Linked DNA regions of Homo sapiens: all the other regions are linked to region 2. A link is a loop called in an ENCODE intact Hi-C map of the cell type or tissue named here. Cell type or tissue: PC-3. All regions are shown on one strand. Each heading gives the region's core, and the rest is flanking DNA. Links, peaks and the distances in the headings are about the cores only.

What was found. Hi-C counts contacts between places; a loop is a spot of excess contacts. Peaks named below come from ENCODE experiments on the same cell type or tissue, not always from the same donor. Only the 100,000 strongest peaks of a DNase experiment are listed, where the experiment ranks them.
Region 1: a loop joins it to region 2, with 2.3 times the contacts of the local background. A loop is called at or near these places in 1 of 110 quality-filtered maps.
Region 3: a loop joins it to region 2, with 2.7 times the contacts of the local background. A loop is called at or near these places in 1 of 110 quality-filtered maps.

The regions. Positions count from the first base shown.
Region 1 is chr2:147,617,905-147,628,680 of GRCh38, reverse strand. No RefSeq gene overlaps it. Among named protein-coding and RNA genes, the nearest start is that of ACVR2A, 220 kb to the left of the region's middle. In PC-3, for the core only: no CTCF peak of the experiment used is centred there; a DNase peak (open chromatin) is centred at 5,170; H3K4me3 peaks cover 305 bases; H3K27ac peaks cover 1,110 bases.
Region 2 is chr2:147,419,364-147,430,139 of GRCh38, reverse strand. No RefSeq gene overlaps it. Among named protein-coding and RNA genes, the nearest start is that of ACVR2A, 420 kb to the left of the region's middle. In PC-3, for the core only: no CTCF peak of the experiment used is centred there; a DNase peak (open chromatin) is centred at 5,169.
Region 3 is chr2:147,475,487-147,486,262 of GRCh38, reverse strand. No RefSeq gene overlaps it. Among named protein-coding and RNA genes, the nearest start is that of ACVR2A, 360 kb to the left of the region's middle. RefSeq lists an enhancer at 277-965. In PC-3, for the core only: no CTCF peak of the experiment used is centred there; no DNase peak of the experiment used is centred there.

The DNA.
Region 1 (10,776 bases), core at 3,127-8,126, 200 kb before region 2:
GATCGAGCTTACAGTAATAATCCAGAATATGGAAAAAGTCACTGTACAAAGACATTAAGATATTATTAATAAATGTAAAATATAAAAAATTTTGAAAAATAAGAAGCAAGCATTATTCCCATGTCTTGAATAATGTTGAAATAAATTATAGCACACCCACTTAACAGAGTATGCTATTTATATACTATTATGCACCAATAAAATGTTGGCTATGAAGACTATATAATAAATATGGGAAAAGTGTATATATTTGTGTTAAATGGAAAGATTAAGATAATAGCATTTAATAATAAACTAACATTTATTTAGTACCTATTAGCTAATATCTCAATTTTACATTCTTTACATGTTTTAACTCATTTAATTATCACAATCGTACATGGTACGTATTATTATTACTCCCATTTTGCAAATGAAGGAACTGAGACAGAGGTTAAGTAATTTTCCAAGGTTACACAGCTGGAAGTAGAGCCCAGGATTGGAATGCAGGCCATCTGGCCCAGAGATGGGATATAAAATTATGTTTATTGTATGATTAAAACTATCTATTAGGATAAGGTGGAGAGAGAATGTATTGACTTTAAAAGGTGAAAACACTTTTTATATACAACCATATTTCTACAAAGCTGTTATCTTCTATGATGCTCTACTTACCCAGCCACTGAAATAAACATGATCTTGTCAGTCCTGAAAGTACTGAATGGATTGTGTGACTCCTTGGAGGAACATGGGCAGTTGTTTTCTTGGCATTTTAAGAGTGATCTGCAGTGGTCTTAAGTATAATTTACCATTTGTCTTCTCCCTTGTGAATCTGGTTGCACACAATTGGAAACCAGAGGAGGTGCCTGATATTGGCATGGATACACCCAAATAAAACTTTGCAAGTTGATACTACCCTTTGAGGACATTGTGGAGCCTACACTTCAGACTCACACAAGACCATTTTATAAGAATATTATATGACATTTAGTTGTTATTTACAGTTCAGAAGTCATTTTCATCATCATCTTACAAAAAGATTGCCTTTATTTTGCAGATGAAGAATTAAGGTTCTTCTAGGCAAACCTTGAACGCAGCAAAACAATGAAAAAAAGCAAGAAGAAAAAAAGAATTAAGGTTCAAAGATCACTTAAATTGCAAAGCTCAAATTCAAACTCTACTATTCTGTTCTTTTAAACAAAGATGTGATCATACTATTTATATATCTCTCTCTCTTCTTCCCTGCAGTTTGCTTTTCTCAATACTATATCATGGACATCTCTTGAAGTTAATATGTAAATCTGACTTCTTTTTTTTTTTTTTTTTTTTGAGATAGAGTCTCACTCTATTGCCCAGGTTGGAGTGCCGTGGTGTGATCTTGGCTCACTGCAACCTTCACTTCCCTGGTTCAAGTGATTCTTTTGCCTCAGCCTCCCAAGTAGCTGGGATTACAGGCACGCCACCATGCCTGGCTAATTTTTGTATTTTTAGTAGAGATGGGGTTTTGCCATGTTGGCCAGGCTGGTCTCAAATTCCTGACTTCAGGTGATCTGCCTGTCTCAGCCTCCCAAAGTGCTGGGATTACAGGTGTGAGCCACTGAGCCTGGCCAGACTCTTTCTTTTGATAGTTGCATGATAAGCTGCACCATATGGATCCATTGCTATCTATTCAAACTTTCCACCCTTTGTAGACAGGTAGGTTGTTTCAAGTTTTTGCCATTACAAACACAACTGCAATAAACTTCCTTATTATATATGTATTTATGTACTGATACTTCAATTTTTACAGGATTGATTCCCAGAAGTAAAATTGCTGAGTCAAATTTTAATATGACTTTTAAAATTTTATAAAACTTTAAAATGCTTTTAAAATTTTAATATATATGTGAGCTTCCTTTCTAAAAGGCTGGATCAAAGGCATTTCCGCTGATGAGGTATGAAAGTGCTTGTTTGTCTGCATCCTCACCAGCACTGGAGGTTGTCACTTGTAAATTTATTCTAGTCTCCTATAGAATGATCCCTAGTATTCTGACTTTATTTCTAGACCTCTGTCTTTTCAATCAAGATATGATAAACAACAAACATTTTGGGCCCCCAAATTAAAAAAATAGTTCTCTTTAGGAGATTTTTCATAATCTATTAGGCTTGAACTCTCTTAAGAGTCTGCTTTTGGCCTCAGCCACTGCTTTGTATACACACAACATATCAATAAATAATAACCATTATGGTTGAACATTAAATTTGACAGTGTAGTAAGTTATGAACAAATCTCCTCATTAGCAGCACTATTATTTTGGTGTTTGCAGCAATCTAGTATTCACAGCTAAGTTGAGACAAGAGCCATTATGTATATAAGACATTTTTAGCTCATTTACTCTGAACCTGCTTTGCATACAAGAGCAGTGGGCCCTCATGACATGGTATAATGTCAGAATAGGATGCAAACTGAAGTGAAGAGGAATAGGACCTCTTTGACATGGGAGCGTATTAGTATGTACTTGGATGCTCATAACTTTAGAACCGAGTTAACAATTGTTTCGGACTAGATTCAGATTTTAATTTCCATCTGAGTGACCCACATATTTTTTTGTTGTTGAAATGGAAGGGCTACTGTTCTAATACATTTATGTATGTATTCTTGCCTTTGCCAATTAGTCAAGAGTTGGATTTGTGGCACTGTATTACTGTGCTTAATTCCTTTAAAAAATTCTTATCAATATTTTACAAGCTCAGGTTGGGAAGTTAATTCATTTGAGAAGTGGTTTGTGCATTTTATTTATTTATTTATTTATTTAGCTTGTGTAGCATCCATTTCCCTTTTTGTTCTGGTAATGACACCTTGATTTTACTTTTGGGAACCGGCCCTCAGTAAATGAGGTTTAGACGAGCCTTGCATGCAGCACCTCCCTCCAACCCTGATTCTGCTATATTATATTCCCTTGGCATATGGTTGGTTCAGGGATGGGCATATAACCTAGTCTAAGACAATGGTGCTCAATTCTTGCACATTTATCAGAATTATGGGCAAGAGACTATCCCTTTCTGCAGTAATTGCTAGCTCTGGGTTGAGTTAAGCATGAGCTATAAGGTCACCATAAAGATGGGGTACATCTGGGAATGAAGTCAACCTAGAAATTTGCAGAGCCAAGAGGTGGAGAGAAACCGAGTCCAGATGGTACCATTTGAACCCCTGGTTCAGGTTTCTCTGAACTTTTTATTCTGTGAGCCAATCATTTTTCTCCCTCTCCTTATTATTAACTCCATCCATGTTGAATTGAACATTTTTTACTTGCATCCAGATGATACCTTAAGTTTTAAATTGCTTTGATTTTTCTATTGTATTACTATTTGTATGATATTTTCAAGGGCTTGTTTCACTGAAGGACTCAAAGTTATTTTTAAGACTATTTCTAATACAAAGTATTGATTAGATATAAAACAAACAAATAAACAAACGTAGGAGCTGAAGGATGAACTTCTCTTTGGCAGTTCAACAAATATAAAAGATTACTCTTGGCTGGGCATGGTGGCTCATGCCTGTAATCCCAGCACTTTGGGAGTTCAAGGCAGGTGGATCACCTGAGGTCAGGAGTTCTAGACCCGCCTGGCAAAAATGGTGAAACCCTGTCTCTACTAAAAATACAAAAATTAGCTGGGTATGTGGCGCATAACTGTAGTTCCAGCTACTCAGCAGGCTGAGGCAGGAGAAATTGCTTGTACCTGGGAGGTGGAGGTTGCAGTGGGCTGACATCGTGGCATTGCACTCCAGCCTGGGCGACAGACCAAGACTCCCTCAAAAAATAACAACAACAACAACAAAAAAGTTAGTCTTTTGTTTTTTGACTGAGTTTGTTGAGTATGTTTTTAGGTCACATGTTTATGGGATTTTAAAATGTTTTTAGTTCTTTAGATAATAGCATATGGAAACTTATTACCCTGGTACATTAATTATTGCTTTAGGGGCTGAGAATACAGCAAGAGCTACTGACAGCACCAACTGAGACCAGAATCCTTCTTTGGGGCACCATGTGCAAATCACAAATGATTTCTCAGCTTCCCCTTTATTGTGTCCTGTTTCAGGCACCTAAAACAGATTTGGGGAATTAATTTTCTTTCCTCTGAGCCAAGCTAGATCATGTACTAACTCTCTTAGAAGAGTCAATAAGGGCCAGGCGCGGTGGCTCACGCCTGTAATCACAGTACTTTGGGAAGCCGAGGCGGGCAGATCATGAGGTCAGGAGATAGAGACCATCCTAGCTAACACGGTGAAGCCCTTTCTCTACTAAAAATACTAAAAATTAGCTGGGCGTCGTGGCAGGCGCCTGTGGTCCCAGCTACTCCAGATGCTGAGGCAGGAGAATGGCGTGAACCCGGGAGGCGGAGCTTGCAGTGAGCTGAGATGGCGCCACTGCACTCCAGCCTGGGCGACAGAGCGAGACTCCGTCTAAAAAAAAAAAAAAAAAAAAGTCAATGAGAACAATTATTTCAGCAATAAAATATAAGGATGGGTAGGGAAACACAGCGTATTGTCCCCCAAAGAGTTGGGGGAAGGCCAGTCATCCTTTGTTGAGACTCCAATCTAGGAAATATTTTTGTCAACAAAAGGAGCAAAACAAAATAAAAAATTTCAGCTGGGCGTGGTGGCTCACGCCAGTAATCCCAACACTTTGGGAGGCCGAGGCGGGCAGATCACCTGAAGTCAGGAGTTTGAGACCAGCCTGGCCAACATGGCGAAACTCTGTCTGTACTAAAAATAAAAAAATTAGCTGGGCGTGGTGGTGCACCTGTAGTCCCAGTTACTTGGGAGGCTGAGGCAGGAGAATCGCTTGAACCCGGGAGGCAGAGGTTGCAGTGAGCTGAGATTGCATCATTGCACTCCAGCCTGGGGGATACAGCAAGACTCTATCTCAAAAAAAAAAAAAAAAATTCTCCAATGATCTTACAGTGGCCAAATGTGGGGCAAGACTGGGAGTGACCTGAAGCAGGGCCATACAGGTGACAGCAGCATGCGGGTCCATGTGTATTGAAAGAGGAGTCTTGCCTGGGTTGAAGCACTGCAAAATGTACTGGAGAAAGCAAATGTCCTTAGAAATACTACTGCTATAAATGCTATACTTAAACCACATCCTGTGCAAGGGTAAAAGCAAAGACTAAAATTTACCTAGACTTAGTAATGAAGAAATGTGCATGAGGAAATGACACATCAAAGCACAGGGCACAGACATGACAAGGGTAGTGTGGGATACACAGAATATGATGGACAGTGTAAGGAGAGACCTAGAAAGGAACTTTAGAATAGGGACATTTCCCTTAGCCCTATATGGCTGAGTCTTCACCAATTCTTTAAGGAGTGGAATTGAAGTGAAAGAAAAATATTTGTAGAGTGAGTACTATTGGCCACATATAATGTTAAGTACTCTAAGGTCCAGTGAATTTTACATTTTCTTTTGTATGGTTTTTGCTTAAAAGCATAGAAAATTGCTTCTAGCTCTCATTCCATAGGAAAAAAAAAATCTGTCTTTGTAGTTACTCATCTGTAGCCTCCATGAAATCTTTAACCTGGCGGATCCCTTATGGTGGTACAGTTAAGGTTCTGGTGCCCAGAGTGAGCAGACAAAAGGAGTAACACCTGAGATCCCAATACTCACATTGGGATGATTTCCATGTGATTGTGCCACCTGGGCCATGCTCCCAAGCAGCATATTCAAGGAGTTCCTAGGTTCCAGGTTACACATTGGACCTCCAAAGCCACACACCAGGCATCCACAATATCAACCCTGTGGATGCTCTCTTTAAACAGCTAACATGACTGGTGCAAGGAAATCTCCCTAGTGGTACCTTCACATCTCCTCTACCTATCTGTCTTTCTTTTGGATAATATTCTAGCTAGTCAGAAAGACTAGGGGGCAGTGTGTTTGTGCATGTAAAAATTTGGAATTATGGAACAAGCAACAGAGGACAGGTTTTGTATTCTGTCAAGCGCTCAACACATCCAAGGTTATTTGTATGACCCTGCACAAGTTCCTTAACCACTCTGGCCTCAGTTTCCTCATTTGTAAAATGTGGATAATAATAATATCTACCACATAATGATTTTTAAGAGGGTAAAATAAATTAGTACATATAACATGTACAGAGCACTATCTGACATATACTAAGCACTAGATAAATTTTAGTGATGCTGATGATGATGGTGGTAATGATGATGATGATGATAATCTCTCACTGTGATAATTGACCATGGTCCAGTCGGCCAGTTCAAGTAGAAAATAAAGTTATGACTGCCACAACCCCTCTAGGGAGATAATGGATTAGAAATTTAGCTGTAAAGATGGTTTGGTTGTTCAAATAGACTGTGTACTATTTCATATTTATGTCAGCTTATTTACATTGTGTAGACTAGCAATGTTATTTTCTGTTGAAAGCAACTTATGACAGTGTAAAGGACAAAAATTAACCAATATTTTCTATGTGGAAAGACACCCATGTGCCTATCACAGAGGTTAATGAACATGTTAGGGGACATACCATTACCTGAAAAGTTTTGGCTATCACCAAAAAAGTGTCCTAGGAGCCATTAGAGAAACCGACATCTTTACATGGCAATATCTCTTGCCCCTAAAAGCTTGAGCTCTAGAAAGCTCAAGAGATGATATGGCTTGAGATTGAAAGGCCAAATCAAGCATGTGCTTACACATGCTCAACTCATGCTTTGCAGATAGTGATGAGAGCATTTTAAAATTCTACTCTTATCTAGATGCTGTTATTTGTTTCCATGACACTGGTTCTGGGAATGGCGCTGAGCACATTCAGCCATTACAAGTGATGGATTAGATAGTAATTGATGTGTGTTATGAAATTCACATCTGAGCCTTCCACCAACTGAGAGTCAGTTTGATTTGATCTGGCAAAAGGAGTTTCAAAGCATTTGGTTTTTAAATTATAGTGATTTATAGAAAAGTGCCTCTTAAGATGACTATCAGCTGGTAGCAGGTTGAGTTCCCAGAAAAAGTACACTTTCATTGTCCTCGTTTCTCCAAATGGCAAACCTGGTAGGGTACTCCTCTTCAACGTGGCCTCCTGGGGCCCCCTCTTCCTTTTGTTGGATGTGCTTCTACAGGTAGAATTGCTGATACTAAGATTGTAGTTCACTGGGCTGTAAATTTATTTTGGATTATCGGATAATATTGGATTATCAAAGCTGTGGAATAAAGCACTTTAAACATAAAGAAGTTAGAATTTTAAAAACCTTCGTAAGTTTATGTGGACAAGAATATGTTATTTTCTTGCAATTCAAAATAGATGAAGTTTGCCCCACAAAATTTCTCATGACTTTAAATTCTACTTTCTGATTCTCACATTCTCTTTCCATCATATATTATCTCCCTAGCAAATAACCTACAAGCACTGAATACCTTCCTCCTCCCTCGACAACTCCTTCCCTAATAAAACTTGCAGAAATATGATCTCAGTCTTTTATTCTGTTGTTAGATTTTACCTTAGTATGATTAAGTTTCTGTCTCTATTTTACCTTTTCTGGGTATTTGCAGTTTAGGCTTTTTATTTCTGGCTGAGATATGGAGTTTTCTCCCTTATTCAAGGAATTTCAAGCATCGTTAAACAGGAAGGGAGTCTTTCTGGAACTGGGTAAGACAGTCTTCTGATCTCATTCTAGACTTTCTTGTAAGTCTCTGGAGGTGAACCTGACTTAATCACACTGGAAAGATCCAAAAGAGAATCATTAGGAATCATCCCCCACTCAGATATGGATGCTGGAAGCCTGCACCAGGAGAGGAAAGACATGTTTTGGTGTCTTCCACAAAATATAGGTCTCCTATATGGGTCCCCAGGGTAGTACTTCTCAAATTTAATATGCATTTGAATTACATGACATCTTGTTAAAATATTTATTCCAATTTTGTAGATTTGGGGTAGGGCCTGAGGTCCTACATTTTTAACAGCCGCCCATGTAATGCTACTCTAATGTTGTTGGTTCCTAGATTTGAGTAGCAAGAGTCTAGAAGATTCTATTCTTCTAATTCTTCTTCCTTGACTCTTCTTGACTTTCTTTTTCCTGAGATGAAGCTTATATATATATGTATATATATGTATATATTTATACACACACACACACACACACACACACCCCTTATGGCATACTTAATGTTACTCTTATTAGTTTGATGATATTCCATATAACAGTTTCTTTAAAATCAAATGATATCATTCACAAATATGCTAGATATTTTTCTACATACCGAACATATAAAGGTAAACAGGACAAACACAAATCCCAACTCATGGAGCTTTCATTCTACTGGGAGAAGTGGAAAATTACCAAATTGTAAATAAATAAATAAAATCATGCCAGATGGGAATAAGTGCTATACAGAAAAATAGGTCACAGTAAGGGGAGAGGAGAGAGTAGGTGCTTTGGTACGTTGTCCTGGATGACACCTCTCCTCTCTTCTTCAAACCACAACAAAATGCAAATTATGTTATTATTAAATAAGCTAAAATTTAATTCAAACAGTAGAAACCCAAGGAAAGATCTATTGAATGAAAACAGAAAGTCGTTCTCTCTCACTACTACAAAATTTGAGTTTGCAAATGTAGCGTATGTTGAATAATATGGTTCTCCCGAGGAGTAAACCACTCCCCATCTGATGGCATAAAATCTTCCAGACTGTTAGGGCACCACTTAACATATTACCCACTGGCATTTCTACATAGGCTAGAACATTCATGAGCTCTGAAAAAAATCAACAAACCTTCTTAAAGAATGCTGATTTAGTCACTTGACGGACTCCACTGTATGATCAAAGGCTCTGATACTGCCTTCAGAATTCATACTGAACTCAAAAGCTTCCATTTATAGGTGAGGATCCCAAGGTTAAAAGGATGGCAGCTTTAGCAGCTTATTGGCCAAAGCTCCACTGGTGGTCAGGTGAAGAGCTAGGACCAGAGTGAACGTTGGTCTCTAAATTAGCAGCTTTCTGGTCTCTACACTCTGCATTATTGCCCCCTGACAAAAGGGCTTCAATTGGTAGGATTAAATAGAGTTTTAAACACAATGTTCTGAAGATGTTTCACAGAAAAGATTAAACAGGTATGGTAATTCAGATCTGTTATTTATCTGTGAAGATACAGAGCTGCATGATCAAATAGTATAGATTCCTAGAGTGTCTGTTTTACAGCATCTGTACTTGCTTGGTGCAAAACTCAGTAAATATCAACACTAACAACAAACTGGCATCTTTCAAATAAATTCGTATCTTTTTTTAAAAAATAGAATTGATGATGGTGCGGTATAGCTAGTATGTCCGGTCAAAAAATAAGCTTTCCTTCAGAGAAAAGCAGCTGGTGCTACAAGATGTGCTTCTGAAAAAGAGAAAAAGAATGCAGTAACTTCTAAGCAAGTTTCCCATTGAAGGAGAATGCTAAATTTGTGTCATTACTCTGAAAATTAGTAAATCAAGAATGTTTGTTTACATTAAAAAAATAGAATTGATGAGCATTCAATAAGCTCTTTGGTGGCAGGTTTGTTGAATGGGTGAGTGAGTGAAAACTCCAGCAGTTCCATTTTGAGGTTTCTTAGCCCTGGGCTGCCTACTTACACTTGCAAGCAATGTAGGTAGAAGCAAGCAAAAACCATCTGGGTAATGTATCTTCATTGTAGGTTGGTTTTTGTTTATTTTGTAATTCTAACTTCTAGTTTTACCACTACTTGATTTTTAGTAAGGGTACTTGAATTGGTTTGTGTTTGCCCTTATTTGGAGTCAATGTACATAGAAAAAAAAAAACAGATTTAATGTAGCAAGAATATTTCTTCTGTTGCTTAAGCTTTTCCTTTTAAAGTTTTTTAAAAAAATAACGGTAAATCTTTGTTATTATCATCTCTGATTATTCAGGGGCTATCATATGAATTATACCAGTGGTAATTCCTTTGGAAAGACAAAATTTCTACATTTTTTTTGCCAATTGAAGTATTCAGTGTAAAAACAGATTTCTTCAAATGTAGCAAATTGTTGGTTCATTTACTAACCATGTTTGTTTCATGTATTTGCATTTGCCAGACAAACACTGAGAATATATATTTTAATTTTATTGCAAAACCACCATTTCAAGGCATACCGTGAAATTATAATTTATGTTACTGAGATTTTTGTAGTTTTAGAATGATCATTTCAATTTAGCCCTGAGTACCTTATACCATTATGCTAGGAACACTTCCAGTTTAAACATATATAATTTATTTTTAACAGATTTTGCTTGGGGTACACAAATGAAATGTAACAGTCATTACAGAGATTGTCTTAGTTCATTTACTAAACATGAATTCATGTCCTCAGTTTCTCTTCTTCTGCTCATGGCTTCCTGGCTTGGCTTCTCTCCCCTACTTTGATGCAAATTTCAGGTTGAAGGACACATGAGGCTCCTTGTGGGGGGGTGCAGGGAGAAATGCGGATGATCTTGGCATATGGCATAGGTATGTTATTCAGATATTCTGAATATTTTAGATAGTTCCCTCTGAAAAATTAAATTTCTAAATGATCCTTCCTTCATTCCCAACCCCTTCACATGTGAAACACTTCTGTGCTTCAAAACTCCAAAATAAACAGCCTTGATCTTGAGACCTTTCTTTTTTCGAAGATAATGGTTTCAGCTTTTGAAGTTATTTTACCTTTATTCAGAAAAAGTATTAAAAACTCAAGTTCTAATTAGAATCCTCATTCTCTCTCAAGTAGAACAGATCAAAGAAACGAAGGTGGAGATTCTGCATATCACAGCCTCATG
Region 2 (10,776 bases), core at 3,016-8,015:
TAGAAGGGGAAAAACAGGACTGATTGCTTTGGTAAATTTTTTTCATCAGCAAGCAAAAGAAAGAAGCATAATGTTTACTGTGTGAAAGGCAGAAGTATTCTTGCTATTTGTTTACCAGCGAAATCTTTTTGTTATTTATATAGTCCCTTCTCTGTCCCAGGGACCTTGTGGGCATATTTTGGTATAAATAACGTGATGACACTCTATTTATCCCAGGCCTTATGATTTTCTTGGTATTGTTACATAAGACTGACAGATAATTTGTAGTACATATTTCTTGACTTCAGGGAAATTTTGTTCAGTCTGGTGGGAGAAATAATATTTAGACCATTTCAATGCTCTGCCAATATAAATTTATTCATAAAGGATAATTATCAAGGGCAAATGTATTGAGCCAAGTACTGTGCTAAATGCTGGGTGGAGTTACTGCAGTGAACCAAGCAGATGGATCTCTGCTGTCATGGAGCTTACAGTCTAGTGAGGGACACAGGCAAGAATCAAGCAATCTAAAACAAGCAAAGAAACAGCTAAAACATTGTGATGTGTGCCCAAGGGAAAAAAAAAATAAAATAAAATGTGGAAGATTTAAGCTTATTGTAAAAATTATAAAGATGGGGGCAGCAGTGAGCATTTTGAGGAAAGAAGACAGCCGGCACAAAGGGTCTCAGGATGTGGGGAAGTTAGGGGGTGGATCACACAGGCTCTGGTAGGCCATACAACTCATCACCACACAAGACCACAAAGTTTCCTTTCTTTTTAAAAATCTTTGTATTTCTTATCCTTGGTTGATAAAGAACCACAGATGACTAATTACAAGAATAATAAATAGCAATATTTGTTATTTTGGATTTTGAAGAACTGAAGATTTATGTATTTTAAGGGTCTTTCTGGGTGCCTGTCTCTATAGATCTTTAACTCCACTAGGTGAACTTAACTGACCTAGACTTTTACCCCTGGGTGTGATGCAGACACAAGGCCGAAGAGCTATCCTTACTCACCCTGCTCAGCACTGAGTCAGTCCTGCTGTTCACTCAGGGAAGACATGGGGGATCTCAAATTTCTAGGGCTTAGTCCCTCCACCAGGCACCCTGATGTTTTAGCTACAGGTCCCAATACCAGTTGCTTGCCCATTTGGTTGCCTACCAATTGTTCCCTGCCTGATTCTCCACCTGTTCATACCTTGAGTCCCAGCTCACACCTTGGACTTCTTTGACCTTGATTAATTGGATGCAAATCTAGTGTATCCTTTTGCCTTGGAACAATTACCCTGCCTGGGTTCTGCGTTGCATCCTGACACACCTGTAGAATCTTGCATTGGTGGCATCTTCTAGAGTCTAGATGCTTTACTCCAAGTTGCAACAGTCTCAGTTGCTAAGTCTTTTTCTTGCAAGACTAATAAGATCAGTGAAAATCACTTAAAAACCCTTTTTTTTTGTGGGGGGGGAGGTATAAGTTTAATCTATTTACTTGTCCTGATCAGGTAGTTTATGATTGACTGATAATATTAACATGATCATTAAAAGCATGAGCTTTGTAGCCATATGGCTGGGCTCCACTGCTTACTTGCTGTGTGTAAATCTGGATGTTACGTAATCACTCTGGGCCTCTGTTTCCTTCTCTGTAGAAGGGGAGAAAAATAGGACCTACCTCATGGAGTTGTTGTGAGGATTAAATAAATGAATACATGTGAAACACCTGGAATGTTGCCTGGCACTTTGTAAATTCTTCTTAAATGCTCATGAGTAAGTGGTGGAATTAGGATTTAAACTCAGACTAAGTCTAGAGCCTGTGTTTTGTTACATATTTCTCCCCAGCCTCTTGAGACAGGGATCTTTAAATGGTCTATAAACTACCAACATTGGGCCAAATCCAATCAAGGAGTTAAGAACAGTTTTTACATTTTTAAAGGGTTGTAAAAACCAGCCTACAAACCACCAAAGAAATAAAGACAAATATGTGACAGAGACCTTGTGTGACTCACAAAGCCTAAATTATTTATTGAATCTTTACGTAAAATTTGCTGATACTTGGCTTACATGTGTGATTTGGGGCAATATGCGTAAACTCCAAGGCTCTATTTTCTCATCTGCAAAAGGGAGATTATAATATCCTTGCTATAAGTTTGTATAAGGCTTAAACAAGATCTCATACGGCAAAGTACTGAACATAATGTTCTGCCCATAGTAGGTGCTTGCTAAATGTTAGATTCCTTCTCTTCTTTCCCATGTGAAGTTATGTTGGCTTCTCTTAACATACATTTAAACTATTTTTAATATTGTAAAAGTGTCCTCATATCACTCTAGATAAGCAGCTTGCTGAAGGGCTTCTGAATGATTTACCAAAGAGGACTGGAAATGTGGAAGGGGCTGGTGACATGAGGCAGGTGTAATTTGGCTACTTTGGAGGCCCAGGAAGGTCAATTCTGTAAATGAGCTGTGAAGGGGAGGTGACCTTACTGGGAAATGGTGAAAAAAAAAAAACAATGTATTATCTGCCATCTAAGTCAAGTGAGCCTTTGGGTGAATTTAGTACAATATGTGAAACAGCTTAGCTTCCCCACTCTTAATTGCCACAGTAAGATATGAGTTAGGCAAACTAAAGACGTCAAAGAGAGAAAGGCCATTGTGGGGATGATTCCTCAGAATGCCCTGGAAAGAAAGGGTGATTGCATGACCAGGGCAGGACATTTAGAGCCAGAAGAATAATATTTGGAGACTGGTGCCTTGGTTTCTCGAAGCTTACAGGCCAGGGAATGTCCTTCAAGTGTGGGGTAGTCTCTGAGCAGAAGTGGAACATTACTTATGTTCAGAGGAAGTAAATAAGGAGGTACAGCCAGAAAAAAGACTAAGGGCAACATATAGGGAGGCATGAAAATGTCTTGAGTTCTGAAATCCCTGTCAATCTTGAAATAGACATTTATGTTCATACTGTTTGGAATGTAGAGCCTTGCTTAAAATTTTTCTCTCCCACATGTGACATTATATACTCTCAAAATTAGCTAACATTTCAAGTCTTTAGGGGCTTTAAAAACTTTTATTGAAGAATAATATATGTATAGAAAAGTAAGTCAATTAATTTTCACAAAAGTGCATGCATTTGATTAACCAACATCCCAATTAATAATGCATCTTAGATTAACTAGCATCTTAGAAGCTCTCTTTGTAACTCCTTCCTGTTTCTACTCCTCTTTAAGGGTAACAATTTTCCAGACTTCCCAAAGAAAAAAATAATTTTGCCTCTTTTTGTTCTTTACATAAATAGATTCACACGATATGTACTCTTTTGTATCTAGCTTCTTTCACTCATCAGTAGGTTTGTGAGATCCATCCCTATTGTTACATATAGTTATTCATTGCCATTGCAATAAAGTATTCCACTGTGTGATTACAGCACAACTTAGTCATTCTACTGTAGTTGGACATTTGGATAGTATCCACTTTTGTACATTACAAATAACACTACTATAAACATTCTGGTGCATCTCTTTGGGTGAACATATGTAGGCATTTCTGTTGCTGGGTTATAGGGCATGTATAAGTTAAGCTTTAGTAAATATTATTTTTTCTAATGTGGTTATACCAAATTAAATTTCATATTGGTATATTTTGAGGAGGGTAAAGTGTGTTTCTAGGACTCTATTAGAATAGAATATTATCTATTAAGGCAATTCTAGGAGCCAGATATGCTTATGCTACTAGTAATGGGATCAGCCTTGGAGCCAAAGGAAATCAGAGAAACAAGCAGATGGAGAACCAATGCCCTGTCAAGTATAGAATTGGGATAAGCTATTGCTGTTGGTGCACTTTCACTCTGAGGACCTTTCAGAGTGACCTATTAGTATTGCAGGAACTAGCTTAAACATTGTGTTTGTTGGATGAATGACAGTAACAGGAATTGAACATAAAATTTCAGACATCATTTATTAATTATATGTACTACATTGATTTCCTGGATTGTTTCCTTTTCCTATTTAAATACATATTAAATATTAGCTACCTGCTTTTGACAGGAAACTATGATCACTGAACCATCTAAATAGATACTCAAGCTACTGCTAAAATTCTTGAGTGCTTTGCACTGTTATTAATTGTAGAATATTCTCCGCAAACGTAAAAAAAAAAAGTCCCTGAGATGGGAAAATATGATGCATTTAAAAAAACTGGAACAAATATTGGCCCTTAAAATTATGGATGGATTATTATATTTTTGAAACCTGGAAACAAAACCAGCAAGTCATCAGATAGTTGACTTCCTGAATTCAGAGTATCAGGAAGTTACCAGAATAGTTTGGGATGAGCTTGTATGAAGTCAGTTTGATGTCACGATTTGACTGAATGCCATGTAAAGAGGAAGCAGTAGACACTATCTGGACTTCTGAAATTTTAGATTTCTTCCTATGCGACATTTGTGTTAGTAAATCAGAAACATGGGGGAATGTTTGAAAAGCAGCATCTTCTGATGCACGGACTTTGGAGTCATATAGACCTGGACTGGAAATCCAGTTCTGTTACTTATTAGCTGGAGGTATGTGACCTCAGATAAGTTGCCTACCCTATTAAATTGCTGTTTCCTGATCTAGAAAGTTGGAATAATAACACTTGCCCTACAGGGTTGCCATGAGAATTAAAGGAGCTAATTTACATATTTGTACAATTTCTCAGACTTTTAGACTTTCCCTCTTATGTACCCTTCTCTTTGGAGGTCAGGTGGCACTGCAACATGGAGCCACAGCATCTAGCTCCATAAGTCTCTCTGTGCCCAGTCCCCCTTTGTCTGGTTGCTGTCTGCCTCTCCTATCATAGAACCTCTCATATAGGGTTTGTTTACTATTTATTGATATCTGTCTCTGATAGACTGTGATCTATCAGGAAGCAGGAACTAGGTCTATTTCACCCTAAACAGCTAGCAGAGAGCCTCCCAAATAATTGAAAAAAAAAAAAATTATCGAACTTTCCCCAACTCCCCTTATGCTTGATTATTTGAAAGTTAGAAAACAAAGTCCTCATTTTGGCAGTGTTATTGATACAGGGAAACCTGAAAAACAATTCAATAAACTTAAAAATTTAGAGTGGCCAAGCTAAACAGGTTGAGATTACGGATAAAAACCAACCAAGCTGACACAAGACAGGGAATAATTATGTACATACAAAGGAAGTAGACATGACTGAATGTGAGTCAGCAGCCTAGTGCTGTTATTAAAAGTGCAAACATGATTCTAGGATGTATTAATAGATGTAAGACATGCAGAAGCCATGGGGTAATCTGCCTATTTTGACTTGGCATTGCTTGAGATCTTGTTGAAGAGCTGTGTATTTTTTGGTGCTCCATATTTATTAGAAGTTACTAAGAAATTGAGGAGGGTCTGGCTGGTGGATACAAAAATGGTTAAAGACATCAAATATATCTGCTATGAGGAGAGTTTAAACCTGTTGTGATATTTTCGCTCTGGAGAAGAAACTTGAGAGTATTAAATAAGCATAGAGTTTATAGTGCTTTTCAGCACACTGTGTAAGTATATGATGAATATAAGATAATGCCATTAACTCATAGAACTGAAGTACTCTTGAGAAGGTATATGATGCATGTGCCTTCCTGCAGGAAGCTGAGTGCTTAAGGCTTTCAAAATAGACAGTTTTCAATCCCTCTTGGAAAGTTGCATAACCTTGCTAAGTAATCATTCAGAGTTTTATCACTCAAGAAGTCAAACGACTCTTTTTCCTAAACCCAAATCTCTTCCTCTTTGATTTTGACAATATTCTCTGATTTTGGTCTATCACTGACGGGGAGAACTTGAATATCCTTTATATTAACTTCTTAGTATATCTCAAATCACTAGTCATCTCCTTGCTGTGATTTTGACATCTCTTTCCTAGCCTAAAATTCTCTAACTTCCCCTTCCTTAGGTACTCTTTGTAATTCTTTTCTGAAATTTCTCCCTGATATCCATACTCTGTGAGAGTGAGATTGATGACTTAAATGGGATATAATAATCTAAAGGTGTCTGACTTGTTAAAAAAAAAAAAGAAAACCCAAAATAAAAAAAAATTCGTATACAACTTTGGTTAACTATACTTCTCATTTTTTCCTTTAAAAATTCCTTTTCACCTTTTTTTTTTCCTTAAGAAGCTGCCTATCATTTATACAGTAACATTTAATTTCCATTTTGTAGGAATAGTTTTCATCTAGTAAAGAAAATTTTGAATCTGATTTTCCCGTCATAGTATTAGCATACATTTTGTGAATAGAGCATTGCTGCCCTTGTTCAGGTGTGGGTTAGACAACCTACTAGGAAGAGTACCAGCGCTGAGTCTTAGGGAGCTTACTAAAGGCAGCACTCCAGACTGGTGCAGAGGCAGCAATAACTATTCTTCAATATAGTCTTCAAACCAGGCGTCCCTTCACTCAATAGTGATAAGGTAAATTGCAAGATGAATGGGATAGAGTGAAAATTTTTTTTCATCATCACACTAAACCATCTTTTATTTTTTTCTTGTCTATGTGGGCTACTAACTAACCTAGTTGCCAACCTAAAATTGAGTACTTAGTAACACTATCTTACAACTGTTTCTCAACAATAAAGGGAAATAGAAACATTTTTGTATTTAAAAAATGGCAGGGTTTCAGCAATGTAATTAAATGATTGCGCCAATAAAAAGAAAGAACTGGTGGGCGGTAATGGGTAAACATGTATCAATAAAGTCTCATAAAATAATCATAATAATAGCAACTGATTTGTAGAATAAAAGAAAAAAACATTTTACTTTTAAAATACTGGACAACAATAATATGTGGATTAGGAGTCTTTAAAATGGGTTTAAAGTCCTTGTATTGTTCAGGAAAAGGATTAAGATATTAATTTATGTTGGAGTTTATTAAGCATACACAATAAAATTTCAAAGGTGAAAAATAAAATAACAAGAACAGAGTACATAATTTTTAAACTGGTAGTGGGAGCCAGGCATGATGGCTCATACTTGTAATCTCAGCACTTTAGGAGGCTGAGGCGGGCAGATCACCTGAGGTCAGGAGTTTGAGACCAGCCTGGCCAACATGGCAAAACCCTGTCTCTACTACAAACACAAAAATTAGCTGAGTGTGGTGGCGGGCACCTGTAATCCCAGCTACTCCAGAGACTGAGGCAGGAGAATTGCTTGAACCCCGGGGGCAGGGGTTGCAGTGAGCCAAGATCACACCACTGCATTCCAGCCTGTGAAACAAGAGCGAGATTCCATCTCAATAAAATAAAAATAAAAATAAATAAAATAAATAAAAATAAACTAGGAATGGGAAAAACATTAAATTATAAACAAAAGGCCACAGATAATAGTAACAATAATCATAAAGGTAAGAGTAATGCCATTTTTTCCTTTAAAAATTCGTTTTCACCTTTTTTTCCTCCTTAAGAAGCTGCCTATCATTTATACACTTAACATCTAATTTCCATTTTTGTAGGAATAGTTTTCATCTAGTAAAGAAAATTTACTAGATGAAAATCAGGCATACGAGTCTATGAGAATTGAGGAGCTTTCACAGAGGAGGTGGTGTTTAAGCTGAATTTTGAAACAAATGAAGATAGGGCTGGGGAAAGTGCATTTTATGCAGAATGTACAAAAAAAGAGCGAAAGTATAGACAGCAATAAGACTTTATGGGATTTGGGGAGCTGCAAGAAGTTCAGTGTGGCTGGAATTAGGTTTCAGTAGCCTAGTCTGGAAAACTAGGTGGAAACTAGACCATAAAGTAAGAGCCATGCAGGCCATGGTTGGGACCTGGGACTTTATCCCATGGGTTCCTGAGAGAGCCTCTGGAAGAATCTAGACCCTTGTTACCTTTTTACTTGGACTGAAATAACAGCAATGGGGCTAGAGCAAAGGACAATTATATGTGGCATGTTATGGAGGTGAAATCAATGGGAGTACATGATGTGCAGATGAGAAGGAAGGGAAACTGACCAGGGAACAAGGTTTACAGCTTGGAAGATTGCATGTGGTTATGCCATTTATTGAAAGAGATGCTATAGTAGATCTTAGTTTGAGGAAAACGATTGTGAGAATAGTTTTAAAAGTTTGCATTTTATAAGGACACCCAGATAGAAGTGTCTAGTTGGAAATATAGCTGTATTTAACAGTAAAATTAAAATAGATGGTTGTCTGCCATGAAATGTTGCGTCTACACAGATCTACACTCAAGGGCAATGGCTCCTTAAATATTAGAGAAATCAAGGTTTTAATACCTAAATATTCCTAAAGAGGAGCATGAGCTTGAAAAACAGTTGTTTAATAAAAACCGGCCTAACATAGAGGGCTTTCTCCAAATTTGTTTTACAGGTGCCTCTGGATGGATTCTACCAATATGTACTGCATGAATATTTTTCATATCTCACATTGGCTAAAAGTTGAGCACTATTCTATTTCCTCGCATTTTCCTAAGATTTCACACCAGGCTGTATTCATGGTACCATGTTCTTTGCATGCCTATATTTTATTTTTGTTAAAGGGAGAATAAATAGATAACAGGTCTTTTGAGGTCATAGAAAATTCAGACATTTTTTGAGTTTGTTTTGGAAGGCAAAAAGTTGGCAATCACACACATCACACAAACACATACAGATGCACACACACACACACACACACATGCACACACATCTTGTGCCTTCTGTTCTGACAATGTATCTTGCCCAGCTCCATCCCACTGCCAGCAGCCTGGAACTTAGTGAGCTGGTGAGTGGAGTCAAGGACACTGTCTTTTAAGCAAGTCTGCAACTTGGCTTCCTCAAATCTTTTTTTTTTTTTTTTTTTTTTAACTTTTACCTACCCACCAGATTGTTGTAAGGATCAAAGGATATAATGTTTGTGAAAGTTTAAAAAAAAATGGTAAAGGACTATACAAATGTAAGAAGGTAAAGAAACATAGAGAACTATTCATTTCCGTTTGCAATACAGAAATGTACCTGTTTGTACTTTTCTTTGTGCTGAAGATGTTTAGTCATAAGTGGGGCTGTGGGAAGACTTTTGATCATGCATAATTTCTCAGGCACACACTGCTTAAAGATACATTTATCTTTCTCTGACCTAATCCCTCTGTGTATTTCAATTCAATTGAAGTTTCTTGCAGGCTTGTGCTGTTTTCACTCATTTTTACCATCATACACTTTATAGTCATTCCTACAGACTGCAATAATGTATCAGATAATTCCGGGACAAAAAAGCCCTGGGACTCTGCTTCAGGGAGAACTGTTTTTCACGAATAGGTTCTAATCCCATTTCTCCAAGTATATTTATCTTATTGTTTACTTTCATGGTTTGTTTTGATCAGCTCTCTATCAGATTGCTTTGTAAAATCCCAGAACTCTAGGACTGTGACGTTACACACCATGCAGTCTCCAGTTGATGTTTGTGGGGAAGCCGCCAAGTGGCCACGAGCGTGTGTTCGCAGCCTCCCTTATGAGAGTGCCTGGCCAAACTGCGGTCAGAAAAGCTTACCTAGGAGCTACCAACTCCTAGATATCTGGCTGCCTACCCAGAAGAGATGGTGGCATGCACTGGCTGGTTTTTAGCCCTGGTGACTTTGAGAGAGAAACTGAGTGAGATACACAGATCCTAATAAATAGGCATCAAAGTGGTTATACCTGTTGAGCCTACTTAACAGAGCAGGGCAGATTGTAAATATTCTAAAATTAAATTCATGATGACAAACAACTCTTTAACTTACAACTACTGTTAAGGTTGCTATACCTCATGCTTGTGTTTCTTCTCAATTAGATAATGATATGGTTTGGCTGTGTCTGCACCCAAATCTTATCTTGAATTGTAGCTCCCATAATTTCCATGTGTTGTGGGAGGGCCTTGGTGGGAGATAATTGAATCATGGGGGCGGTTTCCCCCATACTGTTCTGGTAGTAGTGAATAAGTCTCACGAGAGCTGATGGTTTTATAAGGGGAAATCCCTTTCACTTGATTCTCATTCTTTCTTGTCTGCAGCTATGTAAGATGTGCCTTTTGTCTTCTGCCATGATTGTGAGGCCTCCCCAACCAAGTGGATCTATGAGTCCATTAAACTTCTTTTTCTTTATAAATTACCCAGTTTTGGGTATGTCTTTATTGGCAGTGTGAAGACTGAGTAATACAGCTAATGAATGTAGGTGCCATTGACCTTGAACCTGACTCCAATGGTCTAAGGAAATATCCATGCTGGTCTAGAGAAGAAGTCTTATTATGCCATCCCAACTAAAGTAATTATTGTAAGAAAGCAGAGAGATGCAATGGCTTTGAATTACCATGAGAAAATATGTATCTGTATAACAATATCACTGGGCTGTACTTAGGTTTTATAGAAAAGGGGAAAGATACAGAATGTTACATCAAACAGTGATATATCCTTTTTTGTGTATTTGTAGTGACCAGAGAATTGACACATAATGTGTTCATATATATGAGAATTACATTAACTCACTTTAATTTTTTTAAAGTCAGCAGGTCAATTTTGTGACTCCATTTCTGTGAGTCAGAGAATAATTCTGATAGACTCAATGCAACAAACACAGAAATTTGAAAATTAATTTAGCTTATAAAATTACTTCTTAACAAGATAGAAATAGTTCATAGGGAAAAATCAGTGGTGGAAGCACCCTTCAGTATGTTTAGATTATCAAAATGTTCCTAAATGGCTCAAAATATGGTTCTTATATATGATAAATATTTTCTATACTGAAACTATATGTTGACAAATGAACAACATGTACTGTTGGTGAAGAGGCTGTAAGTGTCAAATACTAATTA
Region 3 (10,776 bases), core at 1,839-6,838, 57 kb before region 2:
AAAACTGACTTTACAATCTTTCCTGGGTTTTGAGCAGATCATTAATTCTATCAGTGAATATTCATTAAACACCTGCTCTGTACTCAGTAGTGTGTTGAAAATTATCTGTCATTTGCCTTTTGGTTGGACTTTGTAGATTGTGGAGTAAAAGGAATTCAATGAAGAAGAATAATCTATAACAACTATTCTGCCTTTAGCTCCCTGGAGTGGGCCTTATAGTGGTAGATTTCTATCTTGTCTTTATAGAAATGAGAAGATAAACACTTTATTGTCACTTCTAGTTAAAAGCTAACTATATTCAAACTGAAGTTGGATACATGTAGGTTGTATTTCAGATCCTAGAGCACAAATGACATCCAAACTTTAGGCAGGGGGATTAAGCGTCATTTCCTCATCTGCTTACTGCGGGGCTAAATATTCTTTGGATATTGACATTGCAGAGCTAATATCTGCTTGGACACATTGTGCACTCCTCTGCATCTCTCATGGCCAAGAAACTCACAGAAAAAGCCCCAGTATGTATGGTTTCAGCTGGCTGTGGATAATTAGGGTGTCTGCTTCATGTGCTGGCCCCCTGGGAGGACAGCTAGCTCAATCTATTGGTATGGATTGTTCTGCTAGATGACTGTAATACCTTCCTCATGGGTGGTTGTGAGAATGACAAAAATATATTTAACATACTTGGAATGTATTTAAAGTGCCTTACAAAAATTAATTAAAGGCACAGTGCCTGGGACAAATGAGGAAGTCCCTGTCAATTGTAGGAGGAGAAACACAATGAGAGGAGATCCATCAGGAAGTGAGCACCTGATCTAGCCAAGGGGTGAAGAGGTCCTAGTTATAGTGAAAGCTGTGGAAATAGGATTAAGTTACTTTTTACAAGAATTACTTATTGTACAAGCAATATTACAGCAACAATATGAGAAATCAAAGTCAAACAAAAATTACTCCAATACAAACATTTCTCAGATTCTAACAGTCCTTTAAAATTTGCTCATGTTCTTATCTACTCCTTGTTTACATGCACACATGTGATGCAACTATAATACAGGCACAATTTTACATTCTCTGCTTTTTTTCCCTTATGTAATTAAATTACTTGTTTACCTGATATTGGACACTAAGTTGTTTCTGGATCTTTTCACTATAATGAATCTTGTAGCAACAAAAATCTTTGTGCTAGTACTTTTGCTCATCTTTCAGGCTATTTCCTTAGAAGACATTTCTTGGGTGGGAATAACTGGTGAGAGGTCATGAACATTTTATGTCTTTAAGAGTATTGCCAAATGGGTTTCCAAAAAGGTTGTTCTGGTTTGTACCAGCCTTGTTAGTGAATGGATAGATGCGCAGTCCACCTGACAACCTCATCAACAATGGTGAGGCCGTGTCATTATTTTTAATTTGTCCTGTAAAATAATAGATGTAAGGTGTCTTACAATCTGCATTTCTTGGATAGCAAGGAAGGTTGAATATTTCCTCATATTTCTTTCCTAATTGTATTCCCTCCAACATAACATTGTTTGTTCTGGCCTTTCCCCATTTTGGTGTTGGAGTACTTGAGGAGCAAAGAAGAGAAGAGAGCTCAGACCCTGCTCTTGGCACTTTAAATGCATCTTCTCACTTAATCTACATAGAACCTCAGACAGGTGGGTACTCCCACCTGCATCTTATAGATGAGGAGACTGGGTCTTGAAGAAATTAAATTTCATACCCAAAGTTGAATTGCTGATAAGTGGCAGTAGTTAGACATTTTTCTTATCATTTTGTATGAGTTTTTATGTAATATAAATATTAACTCTTTGGGGAAAATATTTTCAGCAAATATGGATGACAATCTGTTGTTTGCTTTTTTCTGAAATTATGCTATTTTTGCTCTGCAGAAGCTTAAAATTTTCCCCTGAAATGATGGATTCTAGAGATACTGGAGTGGTGGATTGGGCCTCAGCTTCTGCCTTATTTCGGTACCAAGACCAGCTTAGGGAGGATCAGAAGAAGGCAAGAGACAGAGCTGTGTGTGATCATTTGCTAATGATTCTGCAATTGAAAGCGTCTCCCAGCTTTCATGACGTCTCTCATGACTTCACATGGGATGGGAAAGTGTACCAGGAGCCTGTTAGAGGCTCTCTGTGGATGAGCTGTGCTCCTAAGCTACTTGCTGGGTGGTCTCCAAGTGGTTCCTGTGTGGTCACTATATTACTACTTTATCCACTCCTGCCAAAGAATATAAAGAGCCCCATGACAGGCCATATATAAGACTGCTGGCCCTCCCAGTAGGACCATCAAGTATACATGGCTGGTATCCAGTAAAGACAAAGTCATAAGCTATTGAGTTTAGTGCTAGTTTTATTTAGAAGAAGGACAGAATCTCATTGAAATGGGTCTCCATTGTAGCTATGTTGTTAGGAGCATGAGTTGGAAGTTTCTCAATGGCCTAGCCTATAATGAATGGTTTGGATCAGAATAGGGATGGCAGTGCCAGAGGAAGCGTTTTGGAGCACAGGAATTGTAAAGGTCTCCTCTTATGGCAGAAGGGCTATGATATGTTACATGGCTATTTGAAATACCTTAACACATCACCCAAGCTGGTCTGCCCTGTCATGCAGCTGACTCTAACCCAGCTGTAGGTGGCACAATAACATCCCCCAGGTGTGAGCCTGCTGGGATGGGAAGATCCAGCAAACTCCCTGTCTATGAGGCTCAATCCAAAAATAATTAAGAGAAGCCTTTTCAACAGGGGAAAAGTGAACTCTGGAAAGTCAGGCCAGCAGCCAAGTTTGCCTAGGCTGTTAAATTCTGCCCAGCTCAGCTTTGCAGACACTGTGACAAAGTCTGAAAAAGCACTTTTGGTTTTTGCCATCATCACAACACAAGATATTATTCACATCCTGTAAGAAATGGTGGCCGTTCTTTCTCTCTCCCTGAAAAAGTGATGACTGTTCTCTTATCTGGAGCACAGAATTCCCAGAGTCCCAAACATTCCGTTTCTCAGGTACTTCAAGGACCAGGGGCTTTTGAACAAATGGCGTCTGAGGATGAATACATTTTAGAAATGTTCCTCTCCCTTGTGTTTATATTAACTCTGATTGTACTGTCAGGCTGGGCTCTGATCACAGAAAACCACAAAAGTACAGGGATATAAAAGTACAAGGACCTCATAAGAAGTGTATGGGTGGTGGCTGATGATATCTTTCTACATTTGAGAATACACTAAGCTAATTGAAATAGTGACTACATATTATAGGCAAATGATGGAGACCATTTGTAAAATATTTTTGTTAGTATTTTAAGGTGGAAACCTTGAGCTTGTAGATGAGGAAATTAGTAGGAAACTGAATCAGCTGGAAGAGAATTCAGGAGGGATATTTGGGACACCCAGAAATCTGACACAGTTCCTGATATAAGCTGGTCTGTAAATCCTTGTGGTTAATTGGTGGGTGGCTGTCGGTTATGACACTCCCTGGGCTCCCTGAAGGGATGAGAGCCTCCCCCAACAACACTGCTTAATCATGTACCAATTATAACTTTGTCTTCACTTTCTGTCTCACAGAATGAATGGTCTCTATCATTTGCCTGTAATATGTAGTCATTATTTCAATTAGCTCAGTGTATTCTCAACTGCCTCTTTTTTTATGTGCATGTCAAAGTTTGTGTTTTCTCTCTGAGATTCTTAGCTTCTTTGCAATATAAGCCTCATTTGCTTAGAGACTTTATTTAGTGCCCTACCATGCAACTTATACTTGGGGGCTCTCTTAACTACTTTTGATGATGGCAATAGTGACCACTGTTCAGCTGTCCCACTACCAAAAACCAGAACCCTCCATTCTTTGTGAGGCGAACATCTCAAGGGCTGTACGTCACACCATGGGCTGATTGTAATCTTGGGGCTAGTTAATCCCAAACACTGTTCACTGCAAACTGATGTCCCTTTCATCTTACGACTTCCTTGCTTCCTGCATTCCTGTTATTTATAGTATCCCAGGAACAAACCACTCCCAAATTTCTCAAGAGGATTTACAGTTGCTACTTGCAATTCCTCACCCAGCTCACATCTCCATCCCTTGCAGCCTGTGTTCTGCTATAAACCCTCTGCTGCTCTCCCGGAGGTGGATAGTGATACCTTTGCCCAGTCCGAGGGCCTATTTCTCAGTCCTTGGTTTTTTGACCAACATATTTCTGTTGCCCACATTTAACCTGACTCTGGGCTTCTGGAACAGTGCATTTTCCCTACCTCCTTCTCTGACTGCTCCTTCATGGCTGTCTCTCTTTTTGTGCCACCAGAATATGGGTGATCCTCAAGCACTTGCTTCTCTCTAAGCATGCTCTCTCTTGGCAACCTGATGCAGAGGGATGGCTATGATTATCACCTCCCTTTGGACAATGGCCACACCTGTACCTCTAGCCCCAAATCCTTCAAGCTTCAGACTCACAAGCTCAACCTTTTGTTTGCTTTTTATCTGCATAATATGTTTAACACTTCAGACTCTACATGCGTATCCCTGAACTCCCCTTTTCCCCTGCCTGTGCTCCTCCTGACATTACCATTTCTGTTGATTCTGCACTAGCTCCCAGATATTTCAGAGGGGAAGTGTAAGGCAAGTCCTGTTTGAGCAAAGACTCTTCAACTCTCATTTTTATTCCCATCATTATCACCATATTTTACCTCCTTTTTACATCTTGCCTGAGTTTTTGCAACAGCTTTCTTCTTAGGCTTTTTCAACTTTTATTTTTTACCCCAATACTCTTGAGGCACACAACACACTGTAACAATGGCTTGCAAAGGGAATTATTCCCAATTACCAGTAATGAATGATGTGGGAGGGGCATTTCCAATAGAAGCCATATCAAAATCTTTGGGATCAGGCTGTGCAGTTTGAAAAAGCCCTACACGTGATTTGTATATGCCCCAAAGAAGACACATACACCTCTCCCTCCTTGCTTCTGCTACCTTGAACATTTTTCTAAAGGTTATGTGGTCACTTTTCACTCTTTCCTATTTGCTGCTGGCAGATTAATTTTCTTGATTCTCAATAAAGATTAAGATATAATTCTTTCTTTCTCTAAAGCCTTCCATGGTTCTCTACTGCCTGCTAAAAATCCCAAACTTCTTAACCTCACTTCCTTGATGAATCTTATCATTGTGACCTCTCAACTGTCTTCTATGCCTACTCTATATTATAGCCAAACAGGGATTTCTCTGTACACCCCAGGCTACTTCACCTTACCACACCACTCTCAGTTTGAAATGTTCCTGCCCTTCACCTCTGCCTAGTGAAATCCCTTGTAGGTCCAGTATCATTTCTACCAGGATATCTTCCTATTCCTGGGGTTTGAAGGACCCCTCTCTTGTGAACTCCCACAGGACATTGTTTGCAGCTCTTGTTCAGCACTTTTTTTATAGTTATTTGTAAAGTTGTCGTTTCTCCCATATCAGAGTGTAAATTTCTGAAGAGCAGAGATTCATTGCCAATTTCCAGTACCAGGACTTTAATAAATGATATATAGGCTACTTATAATATAGAGTCCTTGAATTTTGTTTCATTCTTTATTTATAATGTACTCTTCTATTCAAATAAAATATTTTGAAGTAGGTTGCCATACTGAACATAAACAAACCAACACATTAAAGTAAAGATTAAAAACCGGTATTAGAGATCATCTAGATGAGGGGTCAGTAAACTACATCCTGTGACCCAGTTCAATCCACAACATGTTTTTACAAATAAAGGTTTATTGGAAAAAGGTTATATTCATTTGTTCACATATTGTCTATGGTTGCTTCCATGCTACTGTGGTCAAGTTTAATAGCTGTGACAGAGACCTTAAGACTTGCAAAGCCTAAAATATTTATTATCTTGCTCTTTACAGAAGTTTACCAACCCCTGATTTAGATCAATGATTCTGAACTCAAGTGAGGTGAGAAAGGGGACAAAGGAATGAATGGAATACGGGTGCTCAGGATAATCTAGGGTAAGAACCCAGCTTTGAATCCTCACTTTCAAATTGAACCAGTTACTGATGAGAATCTATCCTCTATTCTCTCAAGGCGACATCTTTGCTCAACACTAGGACCTTTTCTGGGGGGCCTTTTAGTCACTTCTTGGTCAGTGCCCTATGGTTATAGTGAATCAGTATTACTGATGAACCTGTACTGTATCCTACTACTGTGGTAGGGAAGAGAAGTTGGAAAAATTGATTTAGAAAGAAGGGGAGCATAATTATGCCAGGAGCTCTCAGTGAGCTAGTCATGGGAATTAAATAGTAAATTTAGTTCTTTGACTCCTAACTGCTAAAGAAAAAACAAACATAACAAGTTATTAATATATAGCTCTCCTTGGCTAATATAAAAGTATATCCATTTGCTTAAAAAGGGCAAACTTCTGAATGCTTACATCAATGAGAAATTTGTTAAATTGTCTCTGAGAAACATAGTAGACAATATATCAGCTACAGTTTTGCAAACAATCTAGCCCATATATTGAAATGGCAAATTCCCATGATATTAAATTGCAATTCAGTAAGTAGGTTAGTATAGTTCAGGGACATTGGATTTTGATACCCTAACTTGCCATGGGAATAGAGCCTAGAAAACCCAGAGAATTGGGTAGTTAATGTGTTCCTCCATTGGATCATTAATTGGCAGGCTTTGGCAGGCCCTGAATATGGGTCACTTAGGGGTAGAGATCCAATGGGTGATGGACGTGCAGGTTTTCTGGGTTGATGATTTATCCATAAGCAGGAGGCAGGCAGCAAAGCTGACATTTTGGTGTAACAACAGAGAAGCCTCGTGCATTTTTGCTCGGCTGGCTGACCAGCTCGGCTCTGCTTGCTGATGGGTGGTAGAGATGGGTGGCACAGAGCAGGTTTATATAACCCTGTGGGGGCAGTAAAATAACTGAATGAAGAGTAATGATGGCAGTAAATAGATCATGAACCATCACATGAGTTTATATGGTTATTACAAGCTACAAAAGTCATCATTAAGAAGTTATTTTGGAGCTTAGAAAACTATGAATGATGTCACCGTAACTACCCACTCGTTGTGCAAATTTAATGAGATTATAGGTAGGTTTGATTTTAGAGAATTAACTTTTGGTACCTTTCTGCTAGGCCAGCAGAAAATAATGCAAATTATAATTATGCATGTGTATTATTTTTCTATGTAAATAATTTTGAAGATAAGAATGTCAAAGCTTATATTACACAGAAAATACATATTTTGAAGTGGCAAGTATTTCCAGTGCTTTATGGAAGGTTTTTTGAAATGAATATTAAATTTGTATTTCCTTTTCTTCTTTATACCTAGTGTACTCCAAGGCAGCAAAAATATTTGTTGGGTATTGTATAAAATAATAATTCTATTTTTAATTTTTTAATCTTTCAAAAAATTCTGAAAAATGTGATGCTGGTAATTTAGTATCATTTTGGATCATTGCGTGAAATGCTGGAGTTACAGTCAGTAAAAGGATTTATTAATAAAATAATTTTAGGAGTGATATTCATTTTAAAATATGATTAAGACATAATTTCTCAGCTGGGTGCGGTGGCTCATACCTGTAATCCTAGCACTTTAGGAGGCCGAGGTTGGCAGATCATTTGAGGTCAGGAGTTCGAGACCAGCTTGACCTACAGAGTGAAACCCTATCTCTACTAAAATACAAAAATTAGCTGGGTGTGGTGATGGGCACCTGTAATCCCAGCTACTTGGGAAGCTGAGGCAGGAGAATCGCTTGAACCCAGGAGGCGGAGGTTGCAGTGAGCTGAGATCGCACCACTGTACTCCAGCACTCCAACCTGGGCGACAGAGCAAGACTCCCTCTCAAAAACAACAACAACAACAACAACAACAACAAAACATAATTTCTCAGTCTAGCAGACCTATGTTGATCTTATTCGCTGATATTTATTCTCCCAAGCATGCTGAAGGCAGGGCTATCTCAGATTGCTTCTCTCTGGGATTTGCATGTTGTAACCTTTGGGACAAATTGACACACAGTGATAGCCAAAGACCAGGGTAGTTCTCTGCCCATGGTACAGCTGTCCGTGGACATGAGGAAGAGGTGTTGCTGGTAAAGATGCTAGATTAGAGAGGATCTCAGGTCCTTCAGAAAGTATTCCAGAAGAAGGCATTGAAATCATGGGACATGAGAGCTCCATGCATGTTATTGCCGCTGAAGACCTTCCAGTGGGACAAGATGCAGAGGTGGAAGACAGTAATATTGATAATCTTGACCCTGTGTAGGCCTAGCTTAATGTGTGTGTTTGTCTTAGTTTTTAACAACAAAGTTTAAAAGGTGAAAAAAAAAATAATAGAAAAAAGCCTATAGGATAAAGATCTAAAAAAAGAAAATATTTTTGTACAACTGTACAATGTTCTTGTGTTTTAAGCTAGGGATTATCCCAAAAGAGTTTTAAAAATTTAAAGTTTATAACAGCTTAAAGTTTATAAAAAGTTATAGTGGGCTAAGGTTAATTTATTACTGAAGAAAGAAAAAATTTCAAAGATAAATTTAGTACGGCATAATTATACAGTGTTTATAAAGTCTACTGTAGTGTACAGTAATGTCCTAGACCTTCACATTCACTCACCACTCACTCACTGACCCACCCAGAGCAACTTCCAGCCCTGCAAGCTCCATATATGTTAAGTGCACCGTATAGGAGTACCATTTTTCAAATCTTTTATACCATAGTTTTACTGTACCTTTTCTTTGTTTTGATATGCTTAGATACACAAGTACTAACCTTTGTATTACAGTTGCCTACAGTATTCAGTACAGTAACTTGCTGTATAGGTTTGTAGCCTAGGAACAATAGGCTATACCATATAGTCTATGTTTGTACTAGGCCTTACCATCTAAGTTTGTGTAAGTACACTCTGTGATATTTGTGCAATGATGAAATCACCTAATGCACATTTCTTAGAACATATTCCCATCATTAAGTGACACATGACTGTATAATTTGTGTGTAATGATGTAAGAGTTGAATGACACTGTAGTCGACTAATACACATTATTGTGTTTTGTAGAAAGGTAATTGAGCACAGTTCTCAATTACATGTATAATAAGAATAGTATTAATTACTATTCTTCTTAGTATAATAATACTATAAGTATTAATTACTATTCTTATTATAATACTTTTGAATCAATCATTTTTCTTCCAGGACTTCAACATTTTCTTAAATCTTTAGAAAGCAGCTGGAACTCAGGTATCCCACCTATAATGTTAACTATATTTTAAGGGAAAAATCCATGGGAAAATCAGCCTTGGTACATTTGTTGGTTCAGCAAATTCTTATGCAACACCGTCTGGTGTTCTGTACTGGCAGTGAAGATACAGTGATGAGCACAGTGCAATTTCTGCCCATACAGAACAAAGAAGCAAGGGAAGAGAGACATAAATGAACATTTGCGCTAACACATGGTGGCAAACAGCGGTGCATGCTATGGAGGAGATGTGAAGGGTACAACAGAAAAATATAATGGGTATTTTAATTTAGATTGTGGGCAGGCTCAGTGACGCCTTCCCTATAGATGTGAATTTTGACTTGCAGCTTAAAGGATGAGTGGGAGTGAGCTGGATGAAATGCGTGTCAGGATTTAGAACACACATATGAATGTCCTGGATGGACAAGGGAAAGAAGATTAGAGTAATAGAGGATGAGAATGGCTTAAGATGAGGACAAAGAGGTAGGAATTACCAGAGTATATAGAACTTACTGGTGTGTGAAGGTTTTATTCTGAGTGCAATTAAGCATGATCAGAGGAACGTTTAAAAGCATACATCCCCTGACTGGCACAATGGCAAGCACCTGTAGTCCCAGTTACTCAGGAGGCAAAGGCAAGAGGATCGCTTCAGCACAGGAGTTTGAGGCTGGAGTGCACTATGATTGCGCCTGTGAATAGCCACTGCACTCCAGCCTAGGCGACATAATGAGACACCATCTCTAAAACAAGTTTTTTGTTTGTTTGTTTGTTCTAAAAAGCATGCATCCTCATGTATAGAAAGGATTGGAGATGAAAGTAAGAGATCAGTTAGGATGTCATTATAGCTGGCCAGGTAAAGGATGCTAATAACTTAAACTTGATTGTTAGCAGTTGTTGAGAGAAATGAGCTATATTCTGGAGACATAGTCCACAGACTAGATGTGGGATCTCTCGAGTTAAGGTCAACTCTGAGGACACTGGCATGGACAATAGGTTATATATGATATAACTTAAATGCTAAGATGGTGATATGGTTTGGCTCTGTGTCCTCACCCAAATCTCATCTTGAATTGTAGCTCCTACAATTCCCACATGTTATGGGGGGAACCTGGTGGGAGGTAATTGAATCATGGGGGTGGGTCTTTCCTGTGTTTTTCTCATGATAGAGAATAAGTCTCAAACTCTCATGATAGTGAATACGTCTCAAACTCTTTTTGCCCGCCACCATGTAAGACATCTCTTTGCTCTTCCTTCATCTTCTGCCATGAATGTGAGGTCTCCCCAGCCATGTGGAACTGTGAGTCCATTAAACCTCTTTCCTTTATAAATTACCCAGTCTTGGGTATGTCTTTACCAGCAGGGTGAAACGGACTAATACAGATGGGGTCTGTTGAAAGACTGGCCAATACAAGGTTGGAGTGGATAGCAGAAGTTGACTTTGGACTATTTTAAGATACCTGTAGAAAATCAAGGGGAAACTTCAAGTATTAGTTGGGTATACAGTTCTGAAACCTTGAAGAAGAGGCTGGGCTGAACATAGAAATTTGGGAACCATTTTGTGTATTTG